Regions from separate parts of the Mus musculus genome. Here region 2 is linked to region 1. The links are chromatin loops, found by intact Hi-C in ENCODE. Cell type or tissue: left cerebral cortex. All regions are shown on one strand.

Region 1 (8,000 bases):
ATGATTGATGTGGACACCAAGATAAAGGTAATGAGAACACCATGGTGTTATATAGGAACGCATACACACACACACACACACACACACACACACACACACACACACACACACGCACAACCGTACATACTGTATAAGCATGTTTGTATACTCACAGAACACCTCTAAAAAGATACAAAAGACAACAGTGATAGTGTCACATCTGATAGAGAATTGAGCTCTGGGGATGGGTGGAAAAGAGATTCCACAGCGTTCTTTTTTGGACATTTTACTGTTGTTCCCTGTGTATGTATTACCTACAAAATATGACAATAGAAAGAAGACTCCCTCCTTTTAAGAAGTGTAGGAGGAAGGCAGACATGCAAACAATTACAGCACAATACGCGTATTGTTATAGTGGAGTCTCTGCAGGATGAAGAGACTGTATAGGAAAAGCTGCATCTGCTTGGGGGTGTCTGGGGGTGCCTGGGAGTTGGGAAATCAGGTGATCGGTGGAGCCTCTCTCCACTCAGCGTTACTAAGGTGCCAAGAACTCAGTGGGAAAGGGTCAGTAGTGGAGCTGTGGGCGCCAGCAGAGGTCAGAACGGAAGCTATCTTGCGTGCCAAGCTAAGGAGTTCAGATTTTTATCCTAATAGGAAAGGGCAGCTATGAAGAAAATTTTAACGAGGAGTAACCTGTCCACATTTGCCATTTAAAGGATGTCTTTAAATGGTGGGTAGATGACCTGACCTACGGGGATCAGGAATGAAGTTGGAAATCAACCTGAGACAGACCAGTGGGTCAGCGATGTGTATGCAAAGCCTGGTCTTTGCGTTCCCACAACCAGCATCCTCTTAAGCATTCAGGAACCCTGGCAGCCAGCAGCCCGCACCAGGCAGCAGGCAGGATCTGCCTTCAGGGTAGGGCTCATCCCCTGTTTGCCTACCTCCTTGCCCTAGGCTTCAGCTCCTTGGCCAAGTGAGGCAGGGAAGAAAACAGAGCAGAAGGCTCTCCCTCTGCACTCCTAGGTCTCTCTTATTTATTCCGCTTTCTCTCTCCACTCGGGTCCTCTCATTATTTCTGAGCTGTACAGCTTGCTGCTTCCCCGGCTCGCTTCTTCCACCCCTGTCTGCAAAGTGTCAATCAAGCCATCGGATGAGCAGCTCAGCCCTCACATCTTCGGCGCCTCTGCCCCAGGACATGAGCCACGGCTGCTGACACATACAAGCAGCAAGGTGTAGGGCTGTTGGCTTGCCCTTTAATATTCCTCCGATCCGGAATGGGTGTTAAAATGGAATTTGAGGGGATCGCTTCTCTCTGCCTGCCCCTGTCAGGACATCCACAAGGACAGGCAATCCTGATAGAAGGGGAAGCCTTTAGAAGCAGATTTGCTTTTCATTTCAAGGTTGGGCCGTGGCCAGTGTCGGCTTTCGGAGGAGCCGCCTTTTGAAATTCTTAACAAGAAGCAGAATGCTTGAGTTCAGGAATCCAGGGCAAGCTTGTGAAGTAGGGACGGGGAAATGGGATTGTCATTTTATCTCTGAAGGGATATTATATTAAACGGGGGGTGGGGGGAATACAGAGAGGCTTGGCAGCTTCCCCGCAGCGGCCATGGAGGACTGAACAATATCAGGCAGCAGGAAGGACTGAGATTAAAACAAAGAAAGAACTTCCCAGGTCCTGGATCCAGTAGCCAGGGAGAAGTGAAGCATTTGTTTCCCCTGGGGATTTCTCCTCCTTTTATAAATTGTGAATGGAGGCACCGTTTTCATAGAATACGGGAACTAATGAGAAGTAAGCTCAATGACCTCACCACCAATTTCTTCCTAGATCTTTGATCAGCATGCACAGAAGTCACGGTTGTAAGCAGTGTGTCATTTGTGTTCTGTGTCTCTGTATCAATTTCCTATCTGCGTTTCTACAAAGCAGGGAACTCATGCCTGCCATTTGGAATCAACATGTCAGCTATTTGCTTAGCTATTCCCCGATGTTGGATCGTTTCCATTATTTTTTAATATTATAAGAGCTCAGATATGCATGTCTTCATATAAAAGCCTTCTCCTCCCCCGAGGGAATAGTTCACCAAGTAGAATTTCTAGGTCAGAATATTTGAACTATTTTATCCTACTGTCCATGGCCCCAGAACGCTCCACGGGACCCTGTATGAATTGCAACTCGGACAACATAATAAGGTTGTATCATTTTTATTTTTGTTTATTTAATAGACACATAATAGTACCTTCGAGTTATTTAATTCCCTTCTCTTCGCCTGCTGGTGAGACTGGGCACACTTCCATGCAAGGATTTATTGCCTGCTTTTCCTTGCGTGCAAGCTGTTCATCTCCGCTGACATCTTATCACAAGAAATCCAGGGGCCGATCTTATATATTTCTATCAAGCCCTTACACACTCAGGGTACCATATTTTTCTTGGTTATATCTGCTATTATTTTACTGTAAGGGATCTGTCCAGCGATGAGGCAGATGTTATCCTGTCCTCTGTGGGGTTGGGGAGGAGGGAGGGGACAGAATGCAGTGACCTTTAGACTCTATTTTTTTTTTCCTCCCTCAGAAGGAAGGAAAAAAAATCCAGTCAAATGGCAGTCCTTCTTTGCGTTCCTATTTTACTAGGAAAGGAAAGACCAGGCAGAAGACAACTAGTTGCTAAGGCTAGTCTGGGGATTGTCTGTGGACGTGTTGCTGGGGATTCAGTCAGCCACTGTGCCCCCCCCCCCCATCATTGTTTTCTCTCTTCCACTGTATGGCCACCAGATACACAGCAAAATGTTAAAATCAGAATCACGACTATAAGTTCTCTCATTGTCACTATAGCATTGTAGTGAGAGGGAAGTGTCCCCGGGCTGGGCTTGTGACTCAGGTAACAGAGTTTCAGCCTAACATTCATTGGTAAAGCCCTGGGTTTGGTCCTCAGCACCATATTAAACCAACATGATGGTACGGGTCTATTTTCCCAGGAGGTAGGGGCAGAAAAATCAGAAGTTCAAGGTCACCTGTGGAGGCAAAGCAGGTTGGAGGCCAGTTAAGCGATACATGAGACCCTGTATCCAAAAAAAACGAAAGAAAATACTAACAAGAAGTAAGTTTTGGAGCAGATAGACCTGGGTTCACATCTTAGCCTCTTGGCACACCTAGAATGGGTCCTTGGGCAGATCCTGCCATCTTTGTCTGTTTAGTGGTGTGTTTATGATTATAAACAACCAACCTCAAAAGTTAGTGTCTAAAAACAAGCATTTTATTTTACTTCATAAAACTGGGGAATGCTGACACAGCTTGGCTGTTGGGTCACGTGCCATGGACTGGGTCAGGTCATGGGTGGTTAGTTTGTCTGGACACAAGGTCCAAAATGGCTTCTCTTCCTATGTGTGACTTTTCTCATCTCTCTCTCTCACAGAGTGGCTGGACTTCTAACATGTTGGTTCAGGGTCTAAGAACGAGTGCTTCAACACAAGAAGATGTCCAAAGGCTTGGGTCAGAAAGAGGGTAGCAGTCACTGTATTCTATTGGGCAAGCATGTAATGGGAAAACCGACAGAGAACTTGAGGCTATCTCTAATCTGCTCAAAAAAAATGAGGATAAAAATACACACACACACATACAAAAAAAAAAAAAAATCCTGAGAATTTAATGAGATAATGTATTCCGAGGCAGATTTACCAGGAAGCTAATAAAACTTCAACCATGGGGCTCTCTAATTGAGCGGTCTCTTCGAAGTCCTGCCATCTAGTTTTGCATGACTAATTTTTTCTTTTTTTTTTTTTTTTCTCTTTTATTTTTAGTGCTGGGTGCTAAACCCAGGACCCCGAACATGCCAAACACAAAAGTCTACCGCTGAGCTAAGCCTCCAGGCCCCTTTCCCCTTTTATCTTAAAATGGACCCCCAAAGTGTATAAGAATCAGGACCTGCCAACCCTGGCTCTGTCCCCAGTGCCTGTAACAATCCCCATTGAGCCTGCTGCCTGGCACAGAAGGCTTCTCTGCACATGGCCCCTGTGTGTGCTGGCTGGTGCCTGGTTCCCCGTGTGCCTGAGGACAAGGTTCTTCCTCGCACTGTCCTTTCCTGGATTTTTTTTTTTCCTCTTCAGGATCATTTATTGTCCTTTTTTCAACATGAAAGTAAAACACACTGAGAATGATTTCATAATCACAAAACTGCCCTCCCAGTTGGCCCCTGCATCTACCCCCTGACCTCGCCACCCACCAGGGAGGAGGGCCATACCCTGGGCATCCTGCCAAGTTCTTGGCTGGCCGGGTAGCTCTCTGGAGGAAATCAAGCTGCAGAGAGGGAAGCCAGCAGGGGGAGGCAGCATTCCCGGGGCCCAGCTTGGTCTGGGAGGCATTGAAATTCCGGGCAAAGTCCTGAGACAAAGATCATAATGAGACAGGAAGGTGGCATGGGAAGGCGCCATTTGCATGACAATAATTGAGCCAAGAATAGCAAACTGGAGGGATGCAAGGGTGAGGCTAGCAGCTGAGCTGGGCGAAACCTCACAAATCAGTCCACCCAGCTCTGCTCTGCAGGGGGAGGCGGAGGCTGAGCCCTGTGCCAGGCTTTTTGGGGAGGGAAAGAAAGACAAGGACATGAGCCCCAAGGGATTGTGGGAACTCTAGTTTAGCTGGACTTTGCCTCCCTCCTCCCCCTGTAGCCTGGAGGTGCCTTTGTTTGCCTTCTCTTCAGTGGGCTTTGTGGCATCATGGCTGCTCAGACAGATTTCTGGGATGCTATTGTGATTGGAGCAGGCATCCAGGGCTGCTTTACCGCGTACCACCTGGCCAAACACTCCAAGAGCGTCCTCCTGCTGGAGCAGGTACACTGTGCCTTCTGCCCTTCTGCTATATAAGACTGTCCCCTCTTCTTTCCTCTCCTAGGGAGGGCTTTCCAGAATTTTTGGGCTATAAGTGAAGCCAAACGGTCAGACATCAGGAATTCTGTGCACTTCGTAGCTTCGTAGCCACTTCACGTGGATCTTGACAATGCAAAGAAAATTCCCACCCTTAAGTCCACGTGAGGTTTCTTGGTATACTCTTTTAAGTCTCTTAGTTCTTGCCCCGGATCAAGAAGTGTCCCACTTCTTTTCATTCTTGCAACCCTGTCTTGTCTTTGCCCACATGGTTGATACAACCAGAAAAAGAATCAATTCTGCTCTGGGTAACCTTAAATAAAGACAGTTTTGCCTAGAGGCAAAGGCTGATGTACCAGCTTTGGAGAAAGCTGCGTTTTCTCAGCTGCTCCTTCCAGAACCTAGCAGGAGCTGCTGTTGAATTCTTCCACCTTTGGGTAACAGCGACCTCCTCACTTGATGCCCGGGAACTAAGACACAGGTCGTCTTTCCTTAAAGGAAAAGTGATCACATGACTGCTTCAAATGAGGGTGGCACTGGGACCCTGCAGGGCCCCTCAGGGGTGGGGCCTATGCAATCTGTCAAGTTGAGTTTTCTACCCCTGTGGCTTCTTCCTTTCCATTCTGCCTTGCAGCTCTCTGAGCAGGTTACCACATCCTGGGAATTGTCTTCAGTTCCTCTGTTTTCCCAAAGCCCAAGGGATTTCTGTTACAACCTGCAGGAAAACCTCCATTTTGCTTCACCCCGCACCCCCCTAATCCTAAGATTGCTCCCTTATCCTGGGTACCTGAAGGCTCAGTGAGATGACATCCTTTTCCTGATCCGGAAAACCATGGGGCTCGATTTGCATAATCTGGAAGGTTTTCTGACTCTGCTTTTCTAGGCATCTAAGCAGGGTGTGAATTCAGTGGGATAATAGAAGGTTATTAACAAATGGATGGGTGGCTGCCAGGGCTATTTACAAAAGGAAAAATTTAGTCAGTGCTGAGGTACTATTGCTAACCAGAATGCCTGGCCAATCAGTGGGCCTCAAGGAGACCTGGAAGTATGGAAATATTTGAAAATATCTAGGCCTGGCGATGAGCACCTGAAAATCCCAGTTGCTCAGGAGACCAATGTAGGGGGATTGCAAGCTTAAGGCCTGCCTGGGCTACATAACATGACAGTGACTCAAATAAGAAATAAAAAGAGGTCTAGGGCAATAGATAGCTCATCTGCAGGGCACCTACTTGCCTCCTTTGTGCAAGGCCAGAGGTCTAGGCCCCAGGATTAGAAAGGAACCATTTGAAGCCTAAGATGGCTCCTAAAGAACAAAGGGAAGGCTGAGCCAAAGGGCAGTGACTTCCATTGTCTTTCTTGTCTTTCTTGTCAAGTTCTTTCTTCCCCATTCCCGAGGAAGCTCACATGGACAGAGCCGCATAATCAGAAAGGCTTATCCAGAGGACTTCTACACGATGATGATGAAGGAATGTTATCAGACATGGGCCCAGCTGGAGCGTGAAGCCGGAACCCAGTTACACAGGTGGGCGAGGGAGGAAGACCAGGAACACAGGGGACCCATCCCTCCAGGTGCTTTGAATGTGTGATGCTGTAAGGTGTGAACTTGAAATGCAACTGGAGGGACACAAGCCCAGGAGGGAGGTGCCAGTCATGTGGAGGCCTTCTGCTCACTGTCACAGATGCTGCTGGCCTCTGTACCTTTGAGTTCCAGGCCTGGTTAGATCCTGTGACCAAGGCTCTTACAGGTTGTTTTCTGAAAACTTAGAGGATGACCATGGACAGGTATCTAGAGCAGGCCTGCGCAAAGCCTTCCAGAGCCATCTTATAGGGCCTGCGTCAAAATCTATATAATTTTTTTGTTTTTTGTTTTTTGTTTTTTGAGATGGTTTCTCTGTGTAGCCCCGGCTGTCCTGGAACTCACTCTGTAGACCAGGCTGGCCTCGAACTCAGAAATCTGCCTGCCTCTGCCTCCCAAGTGCTGGGATTAAAGGCGTTAGCCACCACCGCCCGGCTAAAATCTATATTCTAACTCATGTCCTAACTTAAAAAATAGTATGTATAATGTATGTGTATGGATGTTTTGCCTACATACTTATATGTGCAACTACATATGTGCCTGGTGCCCAGAAAGGTCAAAAGAGAGTATTCAACCTTGGAACTGGAGTTACAGACAGTTGTGAGCTGCCATGTGGGTGCTAGGAATTGAACCTTGATTTTCTGCAAGAGCAACAAATACTCTTAACCACTGAGCCGTCTCTCCTGCCTCCTTTTTATGCTGTACCCTCATCCCCACAACAACCCTACAAATGCATTTTATTAATACACTATCCCCTGGGAACAAAAGCAGGTGTTCCAGGGGCCAGACTACTTGCCAGGAAGTGACCCTGAAGCAGCTTCAAACCTTAGGGTTCCTCTGACAGTGGCCTTTCTGACACTCTCAGGGAGGAACCAGAAACTACTCCTGCACCCCCTTTTACTCCTCTGAACTCTTAACTGAACCTCCTTTACATAACCCTGGCTCTGCCCCACAGGGTGGCAGTTATTTTAATGGCCGTGAACCAAGAGGTTACTGTTCTGTTACAAAAACACCATTAACTTAAGAACAAAGTGAAATCCATTATGCAAATACAGCCAGGGCAGCTAATTAAGGATTTATTCAGAGACAGCTAATACACCCAGCACCCAAATAAAGGAGAATGTCTTTCTGAGGAGTGGCCTGGCAAAAGGGACCCTTCTCTGGCTGCTGGCTGTGAGTACTACTGAGCTCTATTAGGTAGGAGATGAGCTGAGCCTTGAAGGGCAGAAGTCTGCCCAGCAAATGTTGACCGACAGGCAATCATGAGATGCCTGGTGTCACACAGTTTGGCTTTACTTCCTGACTCAACTCCTACCAGCTATGTGGTTGAACTCTCTGTATCTCATAGGGATGTTTGAAGGTTAAATGAGTCTGGAAAATACTCAGCACAGTGCCTGGTACCTTTGAATCCTTGAGGTTTCTCCCTGCTATCCTGGGTCTGTTGGGCTACAGAGGAGGAAGATCAAGAGACAGCAAAAGGGAGGCAACAAGGACATCGGGATGTTACCTAGCTGAATAAGGCCCTGGGTTTGATCCCCAGCCCCCACCCCCATGACACTGGGCATGGTGGTGCACTCCTGCAATCCCAA
Region 2 (8,000 bases), 72 kb before region 1:
TTATGACTGTTCCTTGGTACCTTTTACCCCCTGTTTCAGAATTAGTAACCTATGCTCTAGTTTATTCTTTTAAAAGTTACATGTAGGGCTGGGGAGATCACCCAGTGGTTAAGAGCACTGACTGCTCTTCCAGAGGACCTGAGTTCAATTCCCAGCAACCACATGGTGACTCACAGCCATCTGTAATGGGATCTGGTGCCCTCTTCTGGTGTATCTAAAAGCAGCAGCAGTATACTCATATGCATACAATAAATAATTCTTTTTTTTTTAAAGTTACATGTATATGAATGTGTACTTTTACATGTCAGTGCAATGGCCTCTCAGCCTTCAGACAACCACTGCTGGCTCCCCCAAGGAGGCCAGAAGGGGGCATTGGACCCTCGAACTGGAGTTCAGCAATTGAGCGCTGCTGGAGTGTGTGTTGGGAATAGATTTCAGGTCCTCTTCAAGAACAGCATGTACTCTTAGCCACGGAACCATCTCTCCAGCATCTCTACGCTTCTTCTTCCCCCCTTTCCTGAAACTGTGGGGTTCTCAGGGCATAAGCCAAGTGTGACTCCTGCCTCTTCTTACCTTCTCTTACCTTCTATGAACTCTGTGGTCACGTGGCCCAGAAACCCTCACTGCTGGGCCCAGACAAGCAGCTCAGCCTTTCTCGGGGAAGAAAAGGTGGGACCAGGCCAGAGGGGTCAGTGTTGAGCATTCTTTAGCAGTCAGTCAAGGAATGGTGGTGTAGTAGTACATAGAGAGCTACTGCAGAAGGTGTCTGAGGGCCCTGTGGCCAGCGGTCTGCCAAGGCGAGAATCATCCCTGATGGGCTCTGCTTTCTTGCCACATTCATGCATTCATGTTACCCATGCAACGTTGAAAACCAACTCTGAACTCGACCTGTGATGCTCACATATAATGCCCAGGTAATAAATGTAGGTTGGCTCAATACCAAGATGCGCGACCATCTTCTGTCTTTCTTACAGGAAATAATTGAACTTCCAGACAGCAATGGAGATCAGAGAATGACCCCCTCACACACACACACACTTTGCTCCTCTGTTTGACATTGAGCCTTCCTTGTGGGGACCCACTCACCAATGCAAACAGGCTCTTGGGAATCCCAAAAGGGCTGGGTGGCATTGAGACAGGTGAGGAACCTGGCACCCTTGAGCTGGTAGCCAGTGGCACAATGGAAGTGGGCGCTGCCTCCTGGGTGGAGACTGGTGACAGTCACATCTCCATACGCTGGACGTCGGGGAAAGTGGCAGCTCAGGAGATAGGCTGTGAAGAGAGAATGGGTGACAATGAGGAAGGAGGGGGAGGGGGAGAGGAGGGGGAGGGGGAGAGGAGGGGGTGCCTGCACAGCCTGCTCCAGGTGCCTTTGGGCTCAGAAGATGCATTGGAAGTCCCACGGAGGCATCTCATTTGTTCCCTTGTAGAAGTGGGGGTTGGTTATCGGAACAAGAGACCTGGAAGCTCGAAGACAGAGGTTCCTACCCAAGCCCAGTAACACTTAAGCTTTCTCTAGGTGTTTTCTTACCTGCCTCCCCCGTCCAACTCCTGAGTGCTGCTACTGACTCTAGCTCTGGCTGTCCTGGAACTCAGACCTGCAGATCAGGCTGCTCAGGACTCAGATCCACCTGCCTCTTCCTCCCATGTGCTGGGATTAAGAGCGCACTACACAAGCTGTCCCCTTACTTCTTAAGTGAGGCTGGAAATGCTTGTGAACCTGAAATCTCTGGGATTGAGACCAGAGGGTCCCGAGTTCAAGGTCAGCCTGAGCCATGTAGTTTGACCAGGTCTCAAAAACAACCAAATAGCTAAACTGAAACCATACAGGAGCTGCTAGACCTCTGGCACCCAAATGATGACAAATCTAGAAGTTTGGGTGTACACATAACAGCTCAGTGGTAGCTTGTTCCCTCATGTTTGAGCCTTGGCACTAAAAGAAAAACATTATGGAGGACTTGTAGACGTCACTTTTCCTGTAAGAAGCAGACGTGAGTTTCAGAAGAAGAGACTGAAATCAGGCAGCAAAGATGTCCTCAGTCCTCCCCATGAAACCTGACAAACCTTGACGGATGGCAACAGTAAAGGCCTCTTTGTTTTTATTTTTTCCTATCTTTGAAATGATAATGTAATGGCATCATTTCTCTCTTTTCCTCCACCCGAGCCCTCCCACATACCCTTTCCTTACTCATTTTCAAATGTATGGCCTCTTTTTTCATTAACCTTAACATGTAATAATATATGTATAGGTATATACATATATGTTCTTAAGCGTGACCTGCCCAGTCTGTATAATGTGACGGGTATGTGTGTTTGCAGGGCTGACCATTTGCTATTGGATAACCGACTGCTGTGTGTCTTCCATGGGGAAGACTGTTTCTCCGGATCTCAGCATCCCTTAGTAGGTCCCTCTTAGTGGTCTTTGCCGGGTACTTTGGCATATCTACAGTTGTTTTGTTCAGCTCACGTTTAGGCAGTCACGCTGGTGAGGCTTTATTAGGGTAGCTTCTAAGAAGTACTAAGTACTAAGAAACATGATCAGCAGGTCAGCAAGCGACTTTTTTTTTAAAGGATTATTTATTTTATGTATATGAGTAGAACACACGAGAAGAGGGTATTGGGTCCCATTACAGATGGTTGTGAGCCACCATGTGGTTGCTGGGAATTGAACTCGGGACCTCTGCAAGAGCAGTCACTGCTCTTAACCACTGAGCCATCTCTCCAGCCCTGCAAACGACTTTGGGACAGTGGGACGGATGTGAGAAAGTCACACTCACTTTCTTGGAAATTGGAGGTGGGATTGGCCACTCTGGTTGCTTTGGGAGTTGTCGTACCATTTATGACCACACAGGGGCAGCAAATCCCATAAAATTGTCTGGTAAACCCCAACCCTTAGGCTAAAGCCCAGGAATAGCTTATAAAGAGGGAGTCTGGCTTGGGTCTAAGAGGTAGAATGCCTGGAGCAGACAAGGAGAAAAGTAAAAAGGAAGGCTTGACTGTGCCTCTGTGCCTTTATTTTTTTTTTTTTTCTTGTCTTACAACTCTTTTTTTTTTTTCCATTTTTTATTAGGAATTTAGCTCATTTACATTTCCAATGCTATACCAAAAGTCCTCCATATCCACCCACCCCCACTCCCCTGCGCACCCACTCCCCCTTTTTGGCCCTGGTGTTCCCCTGCTCTGTGCCTTTATATGAACAGACAAAGGGGCTGCCTTTGGGCAGATGAGCTACCAAAGCTTGAGTTGACTGTGACTCAGTTTTGAGGCCTTCCCCACCTGTCATATACTTAGTTGCTATGTGAAAACAAGAAGAGAGTTTTGAGGGCTTGACCAATAAAAGGCTAGTTGTGACTGGCCAGTGGAGAGGGCAGTGCTTAGGAGATGGATTCTGGGGTCAGACTCCCTGGGTTTAAATGCAGACTCTGCCCGTTACTTCCTACACTGCCACCTTGGGCAGGTTACTTCTTTGCTCCATGCCTCGATGGTTTCTTTGTTTAACCGGTGATTTAGAGCACTGCCTGCAGCGCTGGGGAGGTTAAGCGGGAGGCCATATGTGCAGTGCCTGCACAACGCACACACCTACCTCTGCCCCGTTTCCCCCAAAGCTGGTTGTTAATGTTTGCCGTTGCGAGTAGGAACAGCTTCTTACATTTGCTGTGCTGTCTAGTTTCTAAAGAGCCCCTTCTCGCCTAGTACCCATCATACACGCGGAAGAAAGAAGGTAGGGTAGGGGCTATTGACCCATTTTAAAGATAAAGAAAGCTGAGGTTGGGAGAGACTGAGGGTCAGAGGGCTTCTGACCCTTGTCATACTGTAGAAGTGTGGTAGGGTAGGGATTGGAGTACCTGCCTGCCTCTCGAGGTCCTTTGCTTCCTACCTGGCCCCAGTTAATATGGGATCCTGGCCGGTGGAGTCAGAGACACCTGAGAGTGACAGTCCAGGCTGGCCTTGGAGCTGGTCCAGCAAGTCACTGATTCTCCCTCGGGGAGGATAGGGAGGACTGCACCCAGCCTGGGGATGAGGAGGAGCTGACTCCCTGGGAGCCATAGGCCAGGTGTCAGACCCAGCACCTGCGCTCTCATCTTCCCCGTGAGTCCCAGCACAACCTGGGGAGGGAGTGGGCTGGAATCATGTGAAAGCAGGGGGCTGGTAGCATCGAGAGGCACCCCCAGACTCCATCGTGGGTAAGTGCCACTTCCCAAGATGAGCTTCCTATTGCCATGACAACCAACCGTTCCCAGGGAGTCTGCACCACCACAATCTGTTGAGTTATTTTCTTGCTGGCGGCTGTTTCGGAGCCAACTCCAGTGCCAGGAATGCTTGGATGCAGGAGGGAGGGGCCTCCCCGGCACTCTGACTCTCCACCCGGACTAGGGGACTGGGACCCGGCCAGAGGAATCTATCCAGCCACAGGCCTGTGTGGAAGCTCACGACTGTGCCCTCTCCTTCATCAGCTTGGACAGCGCCTGCCTGCACAGGTGCAGGCGTGTGTTCCCAGGCCCTCCCTCACTCTCCTGGCACCCTCTTTCTCCAGCCCACGAGAAATGCCCGTGAGCACACGCTCCTCCTGTTCCCATCTCTGGGATCAGGGCTAATTACAGTCTATAATTAGGGGAATTACACTCATTAAGGAAAGAGCTGATCATTGACAAAAACTGGGCAGAGGAGGGAGGGCCGCTGGGACAAAGAGCAGGAGTGGGCCAGCTCCCCTAGGCTCTCCTAGGACTCTGCTCCCCCTGCTAGGCCTCCGGCCCTGTTGTGTTCTCCCACTTTTGTCTGGAAGCACAAAGAGGGAACTGGAGTTTTGTGCAAAGGAATTTGCAGCAAGAGAAAAGGTTACTGTGGCATGAAATTATGCCTGCTGCTGAGGAGGATTGATGAGCCATTAGGGAGGCTGGAGGGGCCGCCCAGATGGTCATCCCTGCCAGGGTGGGGACCTACCACTGCTGAGGGCCTGGACAACCTCTGCCCAGCATTAAGGTCCCTGCTGACAGAGGCTGCTCCCCCCAGTTTGGATGGCAAAGCCTTGACAAGATGAAGAGACAGGGTCAGAGCATTCCTAGCTCCAGGATGCCTGCCCCCCCCCCCCCATCAATTCTTCCCCCCTACAGAGCTGCAGAAGTGGTCTATGCCAGCGCAAGACAATGTCTTGATTGTTCTTACCAATTATCCCCCTGTTAGCACGTGCGCGAGGGGGGGTGGGGGGGTCTGAATTAAAGTTAACCTGTGCAAAGGACGGAACAGACTTCCAGCCCAGGGAAGGGGTGGGCAAGAAGGAACCCTATGAGGAAGCTCCAGCTTCGCCTCGCTCCGCATGCATCCTGCAAGCCGAGTAATGCTGGTTTCCGTAGTGGAGGGCATGCTAAGCACCTTTTTGCTTTACTCAAACGGTAACTAACTTTGAAGCATAGATGGTTTAGCCTTCCCAGTAGGAAAGGGAGGGTCAGGCAGCGACTACAGAGGAGCAGAGAAGGAAGAGTGGCGTTTCTAGCCAGCATGGTAGCTGGGGCCTGTAATCCTTACACCCAGGAGGCCGAGGCCCTAGTGCTGTGGTGAGTTTGAGGTCGGCCTGAGCTATGGTGTAAGATAAGGGCTGTGAGATGATTCATCGGTGAAGGTGTCGACTGCCAAGGCTGAGGACCCGAGATCAACCCCTGAACCTACATGGTAAAAAAAGAAAACACTTCATGCCAAGTTGTCCTGGGCCATCGTGTGTGTGTGTGTGTGTGTGTGTGTGTGTGTGTGTGTGTGTGTGTGTTTGTGTGTGTGTGTGTCTGTATGTCTATGTATTTGTGTGGAGGGTATGCCTTTGAAGTATTTGCTAAAGACTACAAATAATATGTGAAGATTGTAAAGATGCCGGCTTATTCTGAACTGTGGTGTGTGGACAGCCTGTCTTATTTTTGTACTTTTCTATAGTTTTAAATGCTTTCAAAATGAATAAAAATTGTGGTGAAGTTGGACACTTGACTGTATTTATAGCAATATTACAGTAGATTAATTGCCAATCAAATTTTTTTCCTTGTTTTTTTTTTTGGTCTTTTTGGTCTTTTTGTTATTTTGTCTTTTTTTTTTTTTTTTCCAGAGCTGAGGACCGAACCCAGGTTCTTGCGCTTGCTAGGCAAGCGCTCTACCACTGAGCTAAATCCCAACCCCCAATCAAATATGCTTGCTTTTGCTTTTTTTTTTTTTTTTTTTTTTTGAGACAGAGTCTCACTGCATAGACCTAGCTGGCTTGGAACTCACTGTGTAGACCATGTTGACCTCAAAGACATACAGATCTGCCTCCCTCAGCCTCTGTGTGCCACTGTGCCCAGCATAAATGAATAAATAAATAAATAAACATTTTACAGAAAATATTTCTAAAATTTTACCAGTAATGAATGGATCAGTCTTAATTCTCAATATAACATGAAATTATCTTATTTATTAAAAGTAAAAAGGAGCCAGGCAGTGGTAGCTCAGGCCTTTAATCCCAGCACTTGGGAGGCAGAGGCACGTGGATTTCTGAGTTCGAGGCCAGCCTAGTCTGCAGAGTGAGTTCCAGGACAGTCAGGGCTACAGAGAAACCCTGTCTCGAAAAAGAAAAAAAAAATCAAAAAAAAAAAAAAAAAGGTAAAAAGGAGGGCCAGAAAGATGGCCAGATGTAAAGGCACCTGCCACCAAGCCTGATGACCACAGGGTAGAAGGAGCTCTCCGATTCCCACAAGTTGCCCTCACACAAAACAAATAAGTGCACTAAATCCACAAAATTTTAAAAATTAAAACTTAATTTTTTTTAGTACTAGTATACTAAAAATAAATAAAAGGAAAAAAATCAGAGAAGCCAAATGACCTGTTCAATGTCAAGACCTGTTCAGGTAGCAAGAAGCCCACTCACCTCCTCAGAGTATGGCCCATTTGATCACGCCCTGCCCCTTTCCCGCGGCATCCCCACTTGCCATGCGGGGCATGGGCTGGATCCCAGGTGGGCAAGCAAAGCCAGTCTGCTTCGCTAAAGACCTCCAGATGGTCATTGTCAAGTCCCTTCAGCTCCTCACTGACCCAGACTGTGAGGACATCAAAGCCACCCAGGAGAGTAGCCAGTCATGGCTGGCTCCTCTCTCAGTTGCTCGGGCCTTACCTTGGTAGCGGAAATGGAAAGTGCCAGGCCCAGCGGGTAGCGGGAGGCTCTGGAACCTCAGGGCTGCTTGGTGGGTGGGGCTGCGGATGACCTGGCCCCTCAGCAGGAACGACTGGTTAGCCAAGGGCAGTGGATCGGGGCCCCCCAGGCCCTCCACGGTGATGGTCTCCCCTTCCTGAAGGCTGATGTTCTCCACCTGCATGTGGATGGGAGAGAACAGAGCGGTGCTATCAGGACTTCTTGTACCTGAGCCCTGCTGGCCCGTGACTCCAGCAGTGTCACACACTGTATAGCATACTACAGTCCCCAAACTAGGCACTTCACACAGGAAGAGCCCATCTTGCCTCCTCGTAAGTATGAGATGGGGCCCAACGGTTGGTTAGAAGAATATTAAGCATGTTACCCAAGTTCACACGGAGATTATGAGCAGAACTCCCTGTTGGCTTTCTATGGTTTCCTTCTCTGGGGTCTGTTTTCTCGTTTGTAGATTTGATGGTACATGAGGGCCTAAATACCAGACCCACGTACCCAGCTTCCCCTGGACATTCCCGATATATGATGCACATCCCCCTCACGCCCAGCCTGCCTCACTATGAACCACGTCTTCCCCCAGCCAGCAGATCCCCAAGCTGCTGACAATAATCTCACTCACTACCTGGGCACCCACGCCTTGCCTCTCCCCTCATGCCCTGCACCCACTCGGTCATCTGGACTGCAGATCCGTTCGGTCGCCTTCCTCGTGGCTGCCACTTCCTTTCTCATCACGATTATTGCTCACCTAGATCACCCAAGCGACCTCCTCGACAGCCTCCCCGCCTGGAGGCTTTAACCCACTCCTCCCTTCCCATCAATATTTTCTGAACTGAAGCCATCAATA

What was found. Hi-C counts contacts between places; a loop is a spot of excess contacts. Peaks named below come from ENCODE experiments on the same cell type or tissue, not always from the same donor. Only the 100,000 strongest peaks of a DNase experiment are listed, where the experiment ranks them.
Region 2: a loop joins it to region 1, with 4 times the contacts of the local background. A loop is called at or near these places in 8 of 42 quality-filtered maps.

Annotation. Positions count from the first base shown.
Region 1 is chr11:77,890,469-77,898,468 of GRCm38, reverse strand. Pipox (pipecolic acid oxidase) reads left to right here and starts at 4,597. Exons shown (of 8, transcript NM_008952.2): 1 at 4,597-4,802; 2 at 6,209-6,357. The coding sequence starts at 4,689. It overlaps Gm29979 (a long non-coding RNA gene), which reads right to left and starts at 1,499. Exons shown (of 4, transcript XR_388869.4): 1 at 924-1,499. In left cerebral cortex, CTCF peaks have their summits at 2,265 and 4,299 (motif pointing right); DNase peaks (open chromatin) are centred at 1,152, 1,349, 4,338, 7,463 and 1 more place; H3K4me3 peaks cover 836 bases; H3K27ac peaks cover 2,979 bases.
Region 2 is chr11:77,962,174-77,970,173 of GRCm38, reverse strand. Sez6 (seizure related gene 6) reads right to left here. Exons shown (of 17, transcript NM_021286.4): 4 at 7,124-7,319; 5 at 1,087-1,272. Among named protein-coding and RNA genes, the nearest start is that of Phf12, 17 kb to the left of the region's middle. In left cerebral cortex, CTCF peaks have their summits at 199 (motif pointing left) and 2,840; DNase peaks (open chromatin) are centred at 2,851, 3,499, 3,582 and 4,241; H3K27ac peaks cover 2,380 bases.